Regions from separate parts of the Mus musculus genome. Here region 2 is linked to region 1. A link is a loop called in an ENCODE intact Hi-C map of the cell type or tissue named here. Cell type or tissue: left cerebral cortex. All regions are shown on one strand.

Region 1 (8,000 bases):
TAGACAGATGTAAGAATGGAGAGAGATGGATAGATGAGTGGATGGATGGATGGATGGATGGATGGATAGATGGATGGATGGATGAGCGGATGGATGGATGAGCGGATGGATGGATGAGTGGATGGATGGATGGATGAGTGGATGGATGGATGGATGGATGGATGGATGGATGGATGGATGAGTGGATGGATGGATGGATGAGTGGATGGATGGAAAAGTGGATGGATAGATGGACTGATGGATGGATGAAGAGATGGATTGAGGGAGGAAAGAAGGGATTAAATAAGGGGATGGGTGAATGGAGGGATGGATAGATAATTTCCTTCCGCTTAGAACTACATTATGAGAGGAACCTGCCTTTATGAATACGTCTACAGTTTGCCAGCAGTTGCCATTGTGCCATATCCAGTTGAGGTCCAGGAATGGGAAGTGACACAGTCTGCTGAGGATTTGCTTAAAGAATGCTGATCCGCGCAAATCCACAGTCTGGTTGGAGATCTTAATCACATCTCATATCTTTCAAAACTGGGAGGAAAAAAGTTCAAAAGTTTCAACAGTAGAACCAGTGTGTCCCACTCTCCCAGTGCAGGACTAGGGAGGTCACTGATGCTCTCTGTCTAGGGGCAAGATAGAAGACGTACAGGAGCTGAGGTTGCAGCACCAGCATGGACCTGATCCCTGGAGGTGGACAGCGCTCTGTAGAAATGAGGCCAGGCTCTTGGAGAACGTGTTCAGGGCTGCATGTTCAACACCCGTTTTTTCAAGCTATTGTTTTTAAGTCACAGGAAGTGGCTTTGGCTAACTGGGGTTTGATTGAAGCATCCTACATAAGGAAGATACGGCTGCCCTCTGACCTCCTCACAGCTCCCTCTCTGCTCTCTCACTCACTCCAGTCCATAAATCCTTTCAGGGAACTTGACTCTGGGACTTCATAAAGGAAAGATGTGTATGGTTAAGAAGCACACATTATTTGGAGGAGAGATATAGTAAGCATGAAATTATAATACAGAGTTATAATACAGGAGCATTGGGGGTGTTGAGAGCCCTGGGGGCCAGCCTGGCTTCAGAGGCATTGATTTCTCAGTGGGACTGATCACTGAATGGTGGTAAATGTGTCAAATTTTATATATACAGCAAGGGACCCTTGGAATCACCTGTAAGATTCTACTTGACTCCTCTGCATTCCTCCCCCCATCTCTCTTCCTTTCTTCCTATTTTAGGTGTGTGCACAAGGTGCATATGTGTTTGTCCATGTTTGTGTGTGCCATGCCTGTGCAGGTCAGAGTCAGCATCAGGGGTTTTCCTTCATCAACGTCCATCTTGCTTTTCGAGACAGGGCTTTTCAGTGAGCCCAGAGCTCATGGATTCAGCTTACATCTTTGGCTAGCAAGTCCTGGGGCTCTGCTTATCTCCATTCTCCCAGTGCCAGGATCACAGGCATTCGTGGCTGAGCTGAGCTGCTTATGTGGATATTGGGGATCTGGACTCTGGTTCTTGTCCCTACATGGCAGGCATGTTAGTAACTGGGTCATCTCTCTCTCCATCTCCCTTTAAGGAATGATGGTGTCCAGTCACCTTGGCCTCTCCTTTACTTTGGTGGCTGTCTGAGTTTTTCAAAGCTGACATTATTTCTGTCTCCATACCCCACCCCCCTTCACGGTTATCCCAGGCTCGCAGACATTAGCAAGCATGTGGTGTCATGTTGGATTCCAATATGCATTCGCCCCAGTTGTCCCCAAATGGTCTTACATAACCCGGGGTTTTTAAAGGAAGGATCTTATGAGGAGGTTAATTGTCGTGTTTGGTTGTCTTCTAAGGCTGGTTAGGCAGATAAGAAGCTTTGTGTTGGAGAAGTCTGAGGCTTATAGACTGACTGGGCAGGGAGCACTGTCACTCCCCACCGGGTCCCCCATTTTGTGTCTGTCTGTCTGTCCAAGCTCTACTCTTGGCCCCTCGCTCTCTGCCTCTTTCACCGAAATGGATCATCTTCACTAGGTTTCTGGAAATGATTCATTTCATCAGCACAAGCTTTGTCCACGTGTTCAGAGTGCAGAACATGTTCAGAGTGTGGAACTGTAAGTGTGTGTGTAATCTGCAGTGCTCAAATCAGGACCTCTTGAATAAGCTCTTCCATCTCCTCCTCTAAGTCTTCCATTTCCATGTGCTGGGATTTTTAGAGGCCTCCCAGTTCTTGCAAAATACATCACAAGTTCCAGTAGACTTTGGTGTCTGTGCCTCGGTATAGGACATGGGACTGTACTTGATTCTTATCTGAGTCTTGATCCCTGTTCTTGGCGTCTTCACTCCCCACTCATCCCAGTCTCTGGCAAACCAGACAGACCCTGCTCCTGATGTCTGTGAGAGGGGCATGGGCAAAGCTAGAAAAGCCCTGTGAAAGAAGGTCTGTGGGTGGGGTCCCCTGAGGCATCTCACCAAGCTGGTTTCTGTGTGGAGGACTGACATACACTGAAGTATCACAAAGAACTGCAGACAAGGCTGGCTGCTGTCCCACCCCACTGCATAATGCTTGACTTTCTCCAGTGTCCACACGATCAGTCTAGGAGAGTAGACACAAGGACAGCCTCCTGCTGACCTTTCTCCTCTTTGGCTGAGTCACTCCCTTGGTGCCCCTTGATTCACACCTTTCCTCAGCCTGTTGTTCTCGACGAGCCTCACTTTCCTGCCCTCAATGTGTAGGTAGTCATCATTGCCTGCCAAGAGTTTTGCAGATGGAATCAGCTAATATCTGGTGGGTGGGACCCTCCCCCTCCCTCCAACCCTCCCTCCCTCCCACAACCTCTTATCCTTCCAAATCCATGAACACCACTCATTGCCTCCCCTATTCCAAAGCCTGAGTCATTCTACCACCTCCAGAAAGCCTGTGCTCCAGGCTCAGTACAAACGGTGAGCTCCCTTGCCAGCCCCAAAGCTGCATCCATACCCTGGAACTTCCTGCAGAGCAAACCCTTCTTCAAGGATGTATACAGAACTAGCACCAAAGATTTGCACTCAAAGCAGGGAAAGCATAGCCTATTTTCTGCTTCTGTATGTCAGCCCAGCCTTGAGACAGACAGACCAGGCTGGGTATCCTGCAGTTCCACTGTTCCTCAGAAATCCCGCTAGCCCTTCTGAGCCTCAAAGTTCTCAATTGTAAAATGGGACAATAAAGGGTAAGGAGGAAGAATGGCTAGGAGGTGAGGATCTGGCACACCATTGGATGTAAGCCCATCTCCTTCCATTTATCATGTATCTGGGGCTTAACATTTCTGTGCCTCTAGTATGACAAAGGAAGTTCACAGTATCATGTGCTTCAGGGAACGTGATGCTGATGCAACCCAGTGATGTGTGTGATGTGTGCCTTGTGTTCAGTCCCAGGCACCATGCTGATCTTCAGCATTTGCTCTCTTGAACTTGGTGCTTGCACCACAGGGTTATCTTCGGAGGAAATCCACTTCTCACCCCGGACATCACAAGTATTACATATTAATTACTTATTAATTTGCTCCATGGTTTCAGGGTGTGGGTGAGGAATAGGGGCAATGGCTCACCTCTGGGGGTGACTCATAATGTCATTAAATCTGCATTGAGTCTCCTGTGGCTCCAACCGGCTCCGGCTCCGGCTGGATGCTGAGGCAGGAATTGAAAATGCCACCATGCAGTTATGTCTGACGCCAGGTCCAGAGGCCTGTGAGTTGGAACTGGCCTTTCAACTCACTATGTCATGATGGGCTTTGAGAGGACATGTGAAAACCTGGGTAAAACTTCACCTACAGACCCACCCCATCCCTCAGCCTTGGAGGGGAGGGGAGGGGACCTGGGAAGAATAAAGCACAAATGGCATCTGGCCTTTAAGGGTCCAGGTCCTAAATCCACTTTGCAGGAAGCCCACAAGCAAGTATTCTCACCTCAGTGAGCCTCAGTTTGCCCGTATGTGAGATGGGGCAATGATACTGATCTGGGTGACATGGTACAGCGGCCTCACCTCCTGCAGTCAGGATTCATAGCACAGCTGCTACAGTCACACTGGGGATAAAAACACAGGAGACACATCCACCAGACAACCTGGCAGGGGAAGGGCATGCTCTAGTAAATCCACAGGAGATCCGTTCTCAGCAGCTGGCTTCTTCTGAACATGAGCCATACCTAAAAGTCACCTCTCCATCTCTCCTTGTCTGCTGGTACAGGTCTTATTTGTTCTTTAACATCTGTGCTCAGTGTGGGGTCTTCCTTAGCCCCAGCTATCAAGGACAAATAAGCAGACAGGTGTTAAGATGCTAAAATAGATTAAATTAGTGAAGAACAACTCTTTGAAATGAATTGGCATTCACTCATTTAAGGGTACTTGGTTTCTGAACACCCCCACCCCCACATACACACACACACAGATGCCAACAATTGTGATACTGTCCAGATTGGTACCACCCACACCGACCCCTCACATCCTAAGTCACATTCTGACACCCAACACACTGACGTCATTTACCTGCTGGCTGAAGAGCGGTCGGAGTGTATCGTTTAAGGAAAACGGCAAGATTGTGCGGATTTGGTACAGTTGCGGTTGTTCTTCAGATATTTTTGGTCTGGTTGAGCACACACACATGCAGAATCTGCAGCTGCTGAGGACCAACTGAGTGTGTAGATAAAACTATAAGATGTGTTGCCTACCCTGAAGTCCTGGGATGGTTGGAGGCTGACCAGCATACACACCTCATCTCTAACTCCTAATAAGACCCTGAGACCTGAGACTTGCCCCAGAAGAAGCCTAACTTGGAAAGAGGAAGATCCAGGATTTGAACCCACTATTAATTGCTTAAAGACTCATTTTCCTAACGTTGCAAATTCCAGGATTCCAAAGATTTTATCTATTAGGCAACCAAACACACAGGATGCTTCTATATAAAGTTCCTATGGAATCAATGGTCAGCACTTATTGCACTCTTCCTGTGTTCTGGGCATCAGAGAATCACTAATAACTAAACATATTGAGCTGAGAACCTACTGTGTGCCAGAGGACTGATGACTGCCCTCACCAATCCATTATGTGTTTATGCTGTATGCTGGACCAGCTAGCACACTTTATACCCATTTGCTAAGCATCTGCTATGGCCTAAGGCACTAGGCAGTGGTGGTAGACACAATGGGTATCTCTATCCTCTCTGTAACACTGGGAGGTGGATGTGCCCCCTCCCATTTTTCAGTAGAGGAAATTCTGGCCTAGAGAATGTAAGGCAGCGATCCCAATGACAGCATCATTCAAGACAGCACCAGATAAGGTCCCCAACAACCAAGATCTGACGTCAGTGACGGTGTGAGCTGTGTGTCACACACAGAGTCTGTCAAAAGGCCACAAGAGACAAATGCATTGCTCTGTGTTGACTCTCCTACATGGGACTCCACCTTGGCTACCTCCTCTCTGTGTGCCACAGGGATGTTCCCTCTCCCATGCTATGCCTGGAGGTCAAAACTCTTGCTTCTCAGGGTTGCCATGGAGGCAGAAGAGATGGCTGTCCTCTTTCCTGATTCTAGGGCAGGGCCCAACAGGTTAGGGTACCATAACTGTAATTACTGACTAATTCTGCACTTGAATATGAGAGCCACCTCAGTGTTTGTTTTTTGGAGTGACTAAGGGACAGGCTTCAGAAGTTCCTGAGATATCTCAGGAACCTCCCTTCAGAGCCCACCCCTACCCACCACCTGACATTCATCACCCTATCTCCCAGCCGCTCCACCCTCAGTACTGTAGCCAGTGCTCTCCTTGGCCAGTGCTCTGAGTGTCAGTTGACATCTTTGATATCTACCAAACATCCATCACAAGAAGCTCTCTCTCTCTCTCTCTCTCTCTCTCTCACACACACACACACACACACAGAGAGAGAGAGAGAGAGAGAGAGAGAGAGAGAGACAGAGAGAGAGAGAGAGAGAGAGAGAGAGAGAGAGAGAGAGAGAGAGAGAGAAGCTACCCTAGAGGACACCTGGACGGCAAGAATGAGTGTCACAGGTCTGGGTGCCTGACGACAGGCTATGGTTAAAGGCTCCAGAGCTGGGACAGGATATGCCAGCCTCAAGTGGCAGAGTCAAGATTCGTTCCCCAAAGCCCAGAGGATTTCTGGATCAATAAATCCCACAGTATCTGCACAGAATTGGCACACAAAGAACTTCATACACAGACATCTGATGCAGACAGCCACAGGGAAGGCTGAGAGGGACAAGGGACGTGGAATTATCTGTCTCCGCTTCTCACTCAACACCCCTGTCCCCTGCAGTCTCCACAAGAATCCACTTGACATGGCTTGTGTCCCTGCTGATCCTCAAAGGCACCAGGCATTCCCACGAGGCAGGGCCCAGCCCTGCTCATGAAGCCAAGGCCATCCACACCCACAGCACTCATGGCCCCCACCCCGGGCCTCCTGCACCTTACAATGCAGTCTGGACTGCAGACCCATGTCTGGGATCCTGGCTGATCCTGCTGCCCAGTGTTCCCCCACCTGTTTTGTCAGAAATATAAATGGCAGTACTGGATTGTCCTATGATTCTCATACCCCTCCCCCTGCCCTCACCTTTCTGCCCCTTCCCTTCTCCAGCATCTGAGCTTTTCATCTTCCTTCCAGCCCTAACCTCTGGAGGTCTACCAGTTGTCTCTTCCTTGCTCTACTGTTGGTCCTTACAGCTCCTAGACTTTCCTTTCTTTCTTCCTGTGTCTCTGTCCCTCTCTTTCTCTTTTCCTTTTCCACCCTCCTCCTTCTCTACCCTGAGTAAGTCCACTCAGGACTTATTTACTGAGCACATACTGTGAGCCAGGCTGAGTACTGAGTATCTCCAGGACTGAGAGACAGCAGTCCCCCCCCCACCCCCGAGTCCCAGGCGGAAAGCATGCTGAGTGGCAGGCGATGGATGAGACTAAGGCCTGAGATACATTCATCACGCCCACCTCTTTTCAGGGCCAAGACAGCATGGAAATAACTTTTGTCATCTCAGCTGCAGCCCACTGGCCCTGGCAGCTCAAAGCTGTTTATTAAAAATGAGAATGAGATGAGCAGAGTGGATGCCACTTTGAAGTGTGTAGTATGTGTGGTGTGAGTGTGTATGTGTGTGGGTGTGGGTGGGTGGGTGTGCATGTGTGGGTGTGGGTGTGTGTATTCACATGGGTGTGTGGTGTTTGGGGGGGTGTAAGGGTAAGGGTGTGCATGTGTTGGTGTGTGAGATGTGTATGTGCCCATGTGTATGAGTGTATGCATGTGAATGTGAGGTGTGTGTGTACATAGTTGTGTGTGTGTGGTGTGTGAGTGTGTGCTTATATTAGATGTGTTGGTGTGTATGATGTGCATGTGTACACATGCGTGAGTGTGTGCATGTGTGTGTGAGGTATGTGTGCATAGATGGGTATGTGAAGTAAGCTGTGGTGTGTTTGTGATGTGCGTGTGTACACATGTGTGTATGCATGGGTGTGTGCATACATATGTGTGTGGTATGTGTGTATGTGTGTGAGGTGTGTATGTGCATAGGTGTGTGGTGTGTGTTTATGGTGTGTATGTGTTTGTGCACACATGTGTGTGTGGTATGTGTGTGCATGTGATTGTGTGTGAGATGTGTATGTGTGTATGTGCATAGGTGTGGTGTGTGTGTATGGTGTGTATGTGTGTGTGCATACATGTGTGTGTGGAATGTGTGTATATGCGGTTGTGTGTGAGGTATATATGTGTGTATGTGTATAGGTGTGTGGTGTGTGTGTATGGTGTATATGTGTGTGTGCATGGGTGTTTAATACATGTGTGTGTGGAATGTTTGTGTATGTAGGTGTGTGAGGTGTGTATGTGCATAGGTGTGTGGTGTGTGTGTATGGTATGTGTGTGTATATGCTCCTGCATGGGTGTGTGTGATGTATAACAGTATGTGTATGTGTGTGTGCATGTGTGTGTGGTATGTGTGTGTGCGTGAATGGGTGGTGCATGCATGTGTGTGTGTGTGTGTGTGTGTGTGTGTTGGAGGGAGACATTCTAAAG
Region 2 (8,000 bases), 150 kb before region 1:
CAGTGTTCTGGAAAGCAGCCAACCCATTTTACAGATGAAAAGACCAAGGCCCAGTAAGAGATATTGTTTGAGATATCACAGCTAGGCTGAAACAGTCTTAGGACATCTGACCTCTGGCTCTTCCCACAATCTCCCTGTGGGAGCCATGAAGGGTCCCTGTCACCTATCGCCCCCTGGTTGTGTCATTTTGGGAGACCTCCCCAGGGACTATTCCTTCCTCTTGTGAATTCTCAGTGTACAGGGTACACTAGAGACCCTGAGAAATCCTACACCAAAGCAAGCCTGCTGGGGTCAGTCTGAAGTCACCCCACCTGCATTTCCCACGGGACTGTCACCTCCCAGAACAGCTTGTGTAACTCCGCAGCAGTTTCTAGATGGTTCTCTGTGCAGATGTGTGCACAGCAGAGATGATGCTGGTGCCTGCTTCCTCCAAGGCAGAGGGAGCCACGTGGGTGGGTAGGGCCATGTTGCCTGTGGGTGGAGCAGGAAGCTCTTTAAGAGTGGGGGAGGGGTCATTTCCCACGGTGCCTGTGATAGCCCTTCTAGATAGAGATGTTGTTCCCAGATGTTTCCTTGGTTGGCCTTTTGCTCCCGATCCCTCTTTTCTGAGGGTGGATGGTTCAGGTGAGGAGCAGGTCATGGCTTCGGTGTAGAGCTGGTGCCCACAGCCTTGCTACATCTCCACACACGCTCCCCTCTGATCTCTGCAGGCCTCATTTTGAGAAAGATGGCAATGGAGGGTTAGACAGTCAACCTCACTTCTCAGGGCATTGCCTGGCACCAGGTGGTGGTGGAGGTGGGATTTGAACTGGCCTGCTTTGTCTCCAGAGCCAACTCCTTCTTGTGGCAGAGCCACAGCCCTGGCTTATCTCCTCTCTGCAGGTGGCCTCCGTCTTCTCTGGGCTTCAGAATTGTAAATCTCTGTGTGAGGCAGTGGGAGCCAGATGCTCTGGCATTATAAATAAGTCCCATAATGTTGAGTAATTCAGGAACAGCTCAGCTATTGTTGGAAGGAGGAACAACTCGGTTATTAATAAATGCAGGAGGTCACGGTAATTGATAGCAATTGAACCCACGGTGCGCAGGGACAATAGCTGTGCCATTGTCAGCTTGTGTGCATGCTCTCTCCCTCCTCCCTCCTTCCTCTGTCATCCACTTCCTTCTCCCTCCTCCCTCCCCCACCTCCTTTGCTGCTTCCTTCCCTGTCTCCCTCCTCCTCCCCCTCCTCCCCCTCCTTCCCCTCCGTCCTTTCTTCTCTGTCCTCCTCCTCCCTCTTCCTCCTCCCTTCTCTGTCTTCCCTCTCACTCTCCCTTCTCCCTCCCTCCTCTGTCCCCCTCCCTCTCTCTCCTTCTTTCCTTCTCTGTCCTCACTCTCCCTCCTCCCCCCCCCTTCCCCTCTTCTCTCTCCTTCTCCCTTACAAACCTTGCCTCTGAGAGTAGATTTGAGTCCCAGACTCTGCAGCCTCAGGATCTGCGCTTACTCCTGCCCTTCTCCCTCTCAGTCCTCCTCTCAGTCCTCCTCTCATTACTGTGCTGCCTGCCTGGTAGCTCTGGAGACAGAGTAACCTTGGGGTCTCTTCCAACTCAACCAGAGTTTCCCAGAGAAGAGTCTAATGGGACCTGGGAAGTGTTGCAGGCTCTGTTAAGGCATCCTGAGGTTACTTTGGGCTAAACACACACACACACACACACACACACACACACACACACACACACCCGCCCCCCGCTGGAGACTCACAAAAGTGGCTTTGAAGGCCCTGAGAAGTCCCATAGAGATGACACTTACCCAGGCAGGGGTATGGTACAGGGATCGGTTTCCTCGGTGTGTGACCTGGGAAGAGACTTTGACTGCTTTCCCTCCATCTCTTTCCATCCTATATTTTGAAACAAGGCCTCTGGTTGAACTTGGGGCATTCTGATTTGGCTAAGCAAGCTACCGGCGCCTGTCTCTGCCTCTCCACGGCTGGGATTGCATGCCTGTGCTGATAAACCTGGCTTTTTCTCATAGGTGCTGGGGATACCATCTCATGCCCTCCCTTTACAGACTAGGCCATGTCTGAGCCTCTGTTTCCTCTAGTGTGTTAGATGAACTCTGGGGAGACAGACACCAACTCTGAGGCCAGCTTGCCCTGTTCCATGCCTCTGTTGCCACTGAGAATCACTGAGTCAGCTCTGCCCTGCCTAGGTGACTGATGGTTTGAGCCTGGCCTCACTCAGACAAATGCAGGTAGCCTCTGGGGGAAAAAACAAGATGACAGCAGGAGAGAAGGCAGCTTGCTGAGAGGTTGGCTTACTTTCTGGACCTTTTCCTAGGCTGCCATCATTTAAAGTGAAACCCAGCTAGACACTGTTGTCTGTGATCACAGGCAGGTGGCCTATCCTGAACCTGTCCTTGGCTAGCTGAGGGCAAGATGCTGAAGCAGGTGTTCCAGGACACGGGTACACATGAGACATGAGCCTAGAAGTGCCAGAAGGGCTTGCTGAGATCTGGGGAGCAGGAGTGGGGCTGCCTGCCCCCTGGCTACAGAGGGGTTTTGTTTTATACCAGAAACGAAAGAAATGGCTGCCAGTCCAATGTGCAGTGGGGAATGACCTCCGCACTCAGGGAGATGCCCCAGGCACAGCTTTGGGAACTCTAGCTGGTGCTGAGAAGAGCATCCAGCAAATGTGGGCAACCCTCTGCAGCAGGCTGGGGGCAGGGAGAGACACACCCTGTCCCTGTCAGAACTAGTCCAACCTCTCTCTTTGACAACCCCTTCCTGACCCTCTCTGTCCAGCTCCCTTCTGTTTTATCTTCAGCTTGATCTCCTGCTGTCCTGATGGTGGGCTGAGGGTCCAGATGGCTGGTTTCTTTGGGTAAAGCGACTCTCGTACATTCTCTTTTCCATGTCATTCTCTTTTTCAAGTGTTGGTGGGGAGGCAGGGGACAGAGTGGCCAGAGCTGGCTGTCAGCCATTCAGCTCATCCACTCCTGGACTCATTCCTCCCTGGGTGACTTATCAGGGGTCTGGTGACAGTAATGAACCCTCCGCATCCATGGAAGACAGAATAGCGGAGTCGCTGCCGCACAGGGTCTGGCCAGGACCCTGTTTGCTTTCTGTAGCATGCTGGGCAGGAAAATAGACTGTGTGTCTTGGTCACACTCTCCTGGAGGGTTTGTGAGCATCCCAGAAGTGTCCCTGGCACGTAAGCCCCACGCAAATCTCAATGGCTGTCATTACTTTTAACTGACGACCACACGGAGGTACATCCCTGTTTATCTAGATGCTGGGGCATGTTCCCCTACCCCAACCTCGGTGTGGGTCCTTCTGAGGAGCACAACAAAGTCCTTAGAGGGGGTTAGTAGAAGACGCTGGGATAACCCACGACCCCATTTCAGTAGAGAAGTAGCTTTAGTCAACTGAACCCCTAGAGGGGACGCTGGTTTCCAAAGCTAGCATTTTCCTGGTATAAGACCTTACAGCCATTTCCTGAAGCAGCTGACAGACCTGTAGCTGGGCCCCTGCACGGCCAGGGCCTGGCCAAGAGCGCCCCCTGGAGTTTATAGGTGGAGACACAGCGGCGACAGTGTACTGGGCATGCCTGCCTTCTCCACCCAGTCTTTGAGCCTAAAGGGATCTTTGGAACTCTCACGACATGCCAAAGGTCATAATTGTGCTTGAGTTGTGGTCATCCGCGAATGGCAGTGGTGGAAATTGTAATCTGAAGCTGTGATCTTAGCCAGGGCCTTCTTTCTCCCCCTCGGGTGGCTCTTCTGAGCCCTTGGCTTTCCTGGGGTGCCCGGAGCAGCTGCTCCTGTCTGAACCAAGGCAAAGGAGTCGAGTCTGGGTTCAACACCTGGGCTACTGGCCACGCCCCCAGCAGGCCTCCCGTAACTCCTCCCAGAAACCTCACCGCCAACCTCCTTCTCCTCAGCTTCACCAGACTCTGCAGGTCACTGCAGGGGATGGGGGTGGGGTGGGGTAGGGGGCAGAGACTCCAGGGCAGATGTGCACAGTGGTGTGGGGTGGGGTGGGGTGGGGGAGGGGGCGCGGAAGACAGCAGTGGGGAAGCCGGCTCTTGTTAGAGAGTTCCCAGGACCCTCCTGCCCCCTCCCCACTCCCGCCCCCACCCCCACCCCCACCCTAGGTCTGGTCTCATCCAGGGGTAAATGGACCATCCGGCTCCTCTCCAGTGCCTGCTCAGCTCCCTTTTTAAGAAAGAGAGAGCTGGCTTCAGCATCGCGGAGGTAACGGATCTAATTAGAATCTAATGGCCTGCTGGCGCCCGTGTCGCGTATGTGTTTCTACTTCTCTCTTGTGACAGGCGACAATGATTCTCATTGGAGATGGAGCACTAACGTCTCCCTTTACACATGTTTGTCTGAGAGAAATAGACGGCTCGGTTCACGTCAGGAACCGTGTACCCGGGTCCTAAGGATGTGCTAGGTGACATCTGAAGGATGGGGTGGGCTTCAGAGGTTGCGGGTTCTTCCACTCGGTGGCTCTGTGTTGTCCGGCGATCCTCTGAGTCCCTTTTGTCACCTCTAAGCGACAGCGACCACCCACGTTCACTGCTCTGGCACCCCAGAGGTGAAGGTGGTGATGGGGGGGGGGTGCGGGGGGAGACGAAGTTCAGGCTGGTTAGTCATGGGCAGAATCTCCCCCAGGGTTCCCATTTCTCCCCGAGACCGACTGTTCGATTGTTCAGTTGTCTACTTGGCCCACTGGGCCCTGCCAGCCTGTGGGGTAGCTGAGACTCTGTTTCAGAGAAAGAAACACATTTGCAAGGAGACAGAACTCTTGAAAGGAGCGCATTGTGATTTGTTTTAATTAGTCAGTTATTTGTATTTGGGTCACAACATCAGCCCACAGCTACTGTAGGGAATTTGGAAAATGTCAGCTCCTCGCCCTGTCGTGATCCCCGGCTGACTATGTTCCTGTTTGTCATGTAATTTAAAATAATTTGAAAACATCTATTTCTTTGCGTAGCATGCACAGACAACCTGCAGGACTTAGTCCCAGAATTCTGCCTTGAGGGTCCTGGGGATTGAACTCTGGTCTTTCAGACTTGGTGGCAAGCCCCTCACCTGCTGAGCCTTATCACCATCCCCTCCCTGCTCTCTCACTGTGACAGCATTTTAGAAATGACTTCACATCCTCTTGTGGGACGGTTCCTTGTCACTTTTACTTAAGCTTTTGCTTGTAAGCATGCTCCGAGCTCCACGAGGTCAGGTGGTTTTAAGTGGCCTCCACTTGGCTGCCCTCCTCCCTGCTGTGCTCCTCATTTCTGTCCCAGGGCCTCTCTACCAACTCCTAGTCTCTAGGTTCCTTCCTGGTCACAGCTGAGCCCACTGTCATATCCTCCCAGGGTCCCTCTGAGCAGCACATGCTAACACAACCACCATCTCTCTGTGCCCACACTAGTCTCTCCCTGCAGCGTGCACCACCTGAGATTATCTCACCGACTGTCTGTCTGCTTGCTTCTTTCTCAACCCCTTGCCTGGACTGTAAGCTGCAAGAGGGTCATCATTTGACGTGTGTGACTTGCTCTCACGTCAAAGGTTCTCAGTAAACATGGGCTGAGCATACGGGTGGCTGGTTGGATATGTGGCTGGGTAATTGGGGAAGTGGCTGTGTGGGTGAATGGGCAGGAAGGGGTCGAAAGGTAATGGGCATGCACATAAATAAATACATGGGTATGCACATAGATACATACATGGATGTGCACATAAATATATACATGGGTATGCACATAAATACATACATGGACATGCACATAAACACACAGGTGTGTACATAAATATATACATGGGCATGCACATAAGTAAACATGGACATACATATAAATAAATACATGGACATGCACATAAACAGACACATGGTGTGTACATAAATACATACATGGGCATGCACATAAGTAAATACATGGTTTGCATATAAATGTATACATGGACATGCACATAAGTAAATGCATGGGGGTGCACATAAATACATACATAGGTGGATATATCCCAAGTCTACCCTATCTCCATTTAATGTGTTTCTCTATGTTATCTTTAATGGCTTTAAAAAAAAAAAAGCAAAATGGGTGTGAAGAGGGGAGACTCCCTGAGGTGATCTCGGGCATGCAGCTACCCTGTGTCTGGCATCTCACCCCTCATCTCTTCCCCATCCTCTGTGCAGTGGGCCGGAAGCAGTTCATGCGGTTTGAGTGGGCCAACCACGCTGCTGAAGCCCTGGGCTGTGACTATGAGGAACTGAACACCGCCACCTTCAAGCACCACCTACGGCAGATTATCGAGCAGATGACGTCAGGGCCGCAGCGCCAGGGCCTACAGGACAATGAGGCCTGCTCAGGTATCGAGTCCTCAAGGCTACATTATGGGGGGCTGGATCTTGCAGTGGCTGCACTAGTAGCTGCACCTCATGCTTTCCCATGTTTTCTTATGTTCAGCAAGACTCCCTTTGAGTGTTCTGTGCACATGTGCAGGAAATCATTCCGCCCTGTCTGGTGTTTATGGTCAAATGGTTCACTCTGGTCAGGAACCAAGGAGGCCACTGAGCCCTGGGAGGATCCTCCACGCGGGGAGATGGGGCACTCAGGCAGCACCCAGGGCTTTGTGTTTGTGAGATTTTGACAGGCAGGGGAGGCAGACCTACCTGTGTGAGGGATGAGAGCAAGGCTGGTGTGCTGAGGACTGAGAGGGAGGTGGGGAGAAGATGGAGGGCACACAGAGAAGCTGAAGAGTGGCTTAAAGGGGCTGGGTGTGGCTTGCTTAGCTCACTGGGAGTGTCAAAAGCTGAGCAGCGACTAGGAGGAGAAGCTGAGAACCTGTAGAGATCACAGGCAAGGGCTGGGGCATGACTCAGTGGGGAGAGCTCCTGCCATGCAAGCATGGGAACCTGAGTTCGAATCCTTAGAACCCTCCTGAAAAATGGGCAGAGCAGTGCGGCCAGCACTGAGGAGGCAGGGGCTCACCTGGGAGCCACGGTGTGAGTTCTGGGCTCAGGGAGAGGCCTGTGTCAAAAAGTGAGGCACAAAGTGATGGAGTGAGGTGCCAGTGTCACCCTCTGGCATGCAAATACACACACACATACAAATATGCATATACACACAAACATGCACATATACACATGTACATACATATACACACATATGCACATACAAACAAATGTGCACATATACATGTATACACACAAACATGCAATACACACATGCACACACATGCTCATACACACAAACATGCAAACACATAAGTGTACAAATATACACATGCATACATGCATCTACATGTACTCACACACATGCACATAAACATGTTTATACACACATGTATACATACTCACTCACAAACACACACATACACACATCTATTTGCACTCACACACATGCACATACACACATGCACACACTCATACATAAATATTCACATACACACAAACATGCACATACACATGTACACACATGCACATACACAAAAACATACACACACATGTATGCACACATGTACACACACACACTCTTGTGCACACATACCTGTATGTGTGCATGTATGTACACACCTATATAAACATGTAACCTCCAACACATACAGACACATGCACGCAATACTCTCACATATTTGTATATGCAGGCACACACTTACATGAACATGTAACACTACCCCATCACACAGACATACACAGCCACTAGATGAGAGGCGACACACTGGACCAGAAACATGGCAGTGGGAGTGGGATGGGGTGGCAAATGCTGGGTCTAGGGTAGACACTGAGGTGACACAGAAATCCCAAGGGGCATCTTGGATTGGGCATAAGCAGCTGGTGAGAGGTCTGTACTCACCAGAGCGAGTCTGCTGGGCCCTGAGGCTGTGCCTGCAGAATATGGAGGCAATCAGAGCCCTAGGACCCAGGGAAGCCTGCAAACTCTCTGTAAGCAGTCCTTTGTCAGACACCAGGGATTGTGATGATAATAGGGGTCTGTTTGACCTAGCTCTAGGGTACAAACTTCTTGACCCTG

The links. Peaks named below come from ENCODE experiments on the same cell type or tissue, not always from the same donor. Only the 100,000 strongest peaks of a DNase experiment are listed, where the experiment ranks them.
Region 2: a loop joins it to region 1, with 2.2 times the contacts of the local background. A loop is called at or near these places in 2 of 42 quality-filtered maps.

Annotation. Positions count from the first base shown.
Region 1 is chr5:112,695,811-112,703,810 of GRCm38, reverse strand. All of the region lies in intron 42 of Myo18b (myosin XVIIIb), which reads left to right. Among named protein-coding and RNA genes, the nearest start is that of Gm30529, 51 kb to the right of the region's middle. In left cerebral cortex, no CTCF peak of the experiment used is centred here; DNase peaks (open chromatin) are centred at 2,431, 2,900, 4,476, 6,934 and 3 more places; H3K27ac peaks cover 2,527 bases.
Region 2 is chr5:112,844,608-112,852,607 of GRCm38, reverse strand. Myo18b (myosin XVIIIb) reads left to right here. Exons shown (of 44, transcript NM_028901.2): 13 at 6,164-6,337. Among named protein-coding and RNA genes, the nearest start is that of Myo18b, 48 kb to the left of the region's middle. In left cerebral cortex, a CTCF peak has its summit at 3,531 (motif pointing left); DNase peaks (open chromatin) are centred at 472, 963, 1,397 and 3,535; H3K27ac peaks cover 562 bases.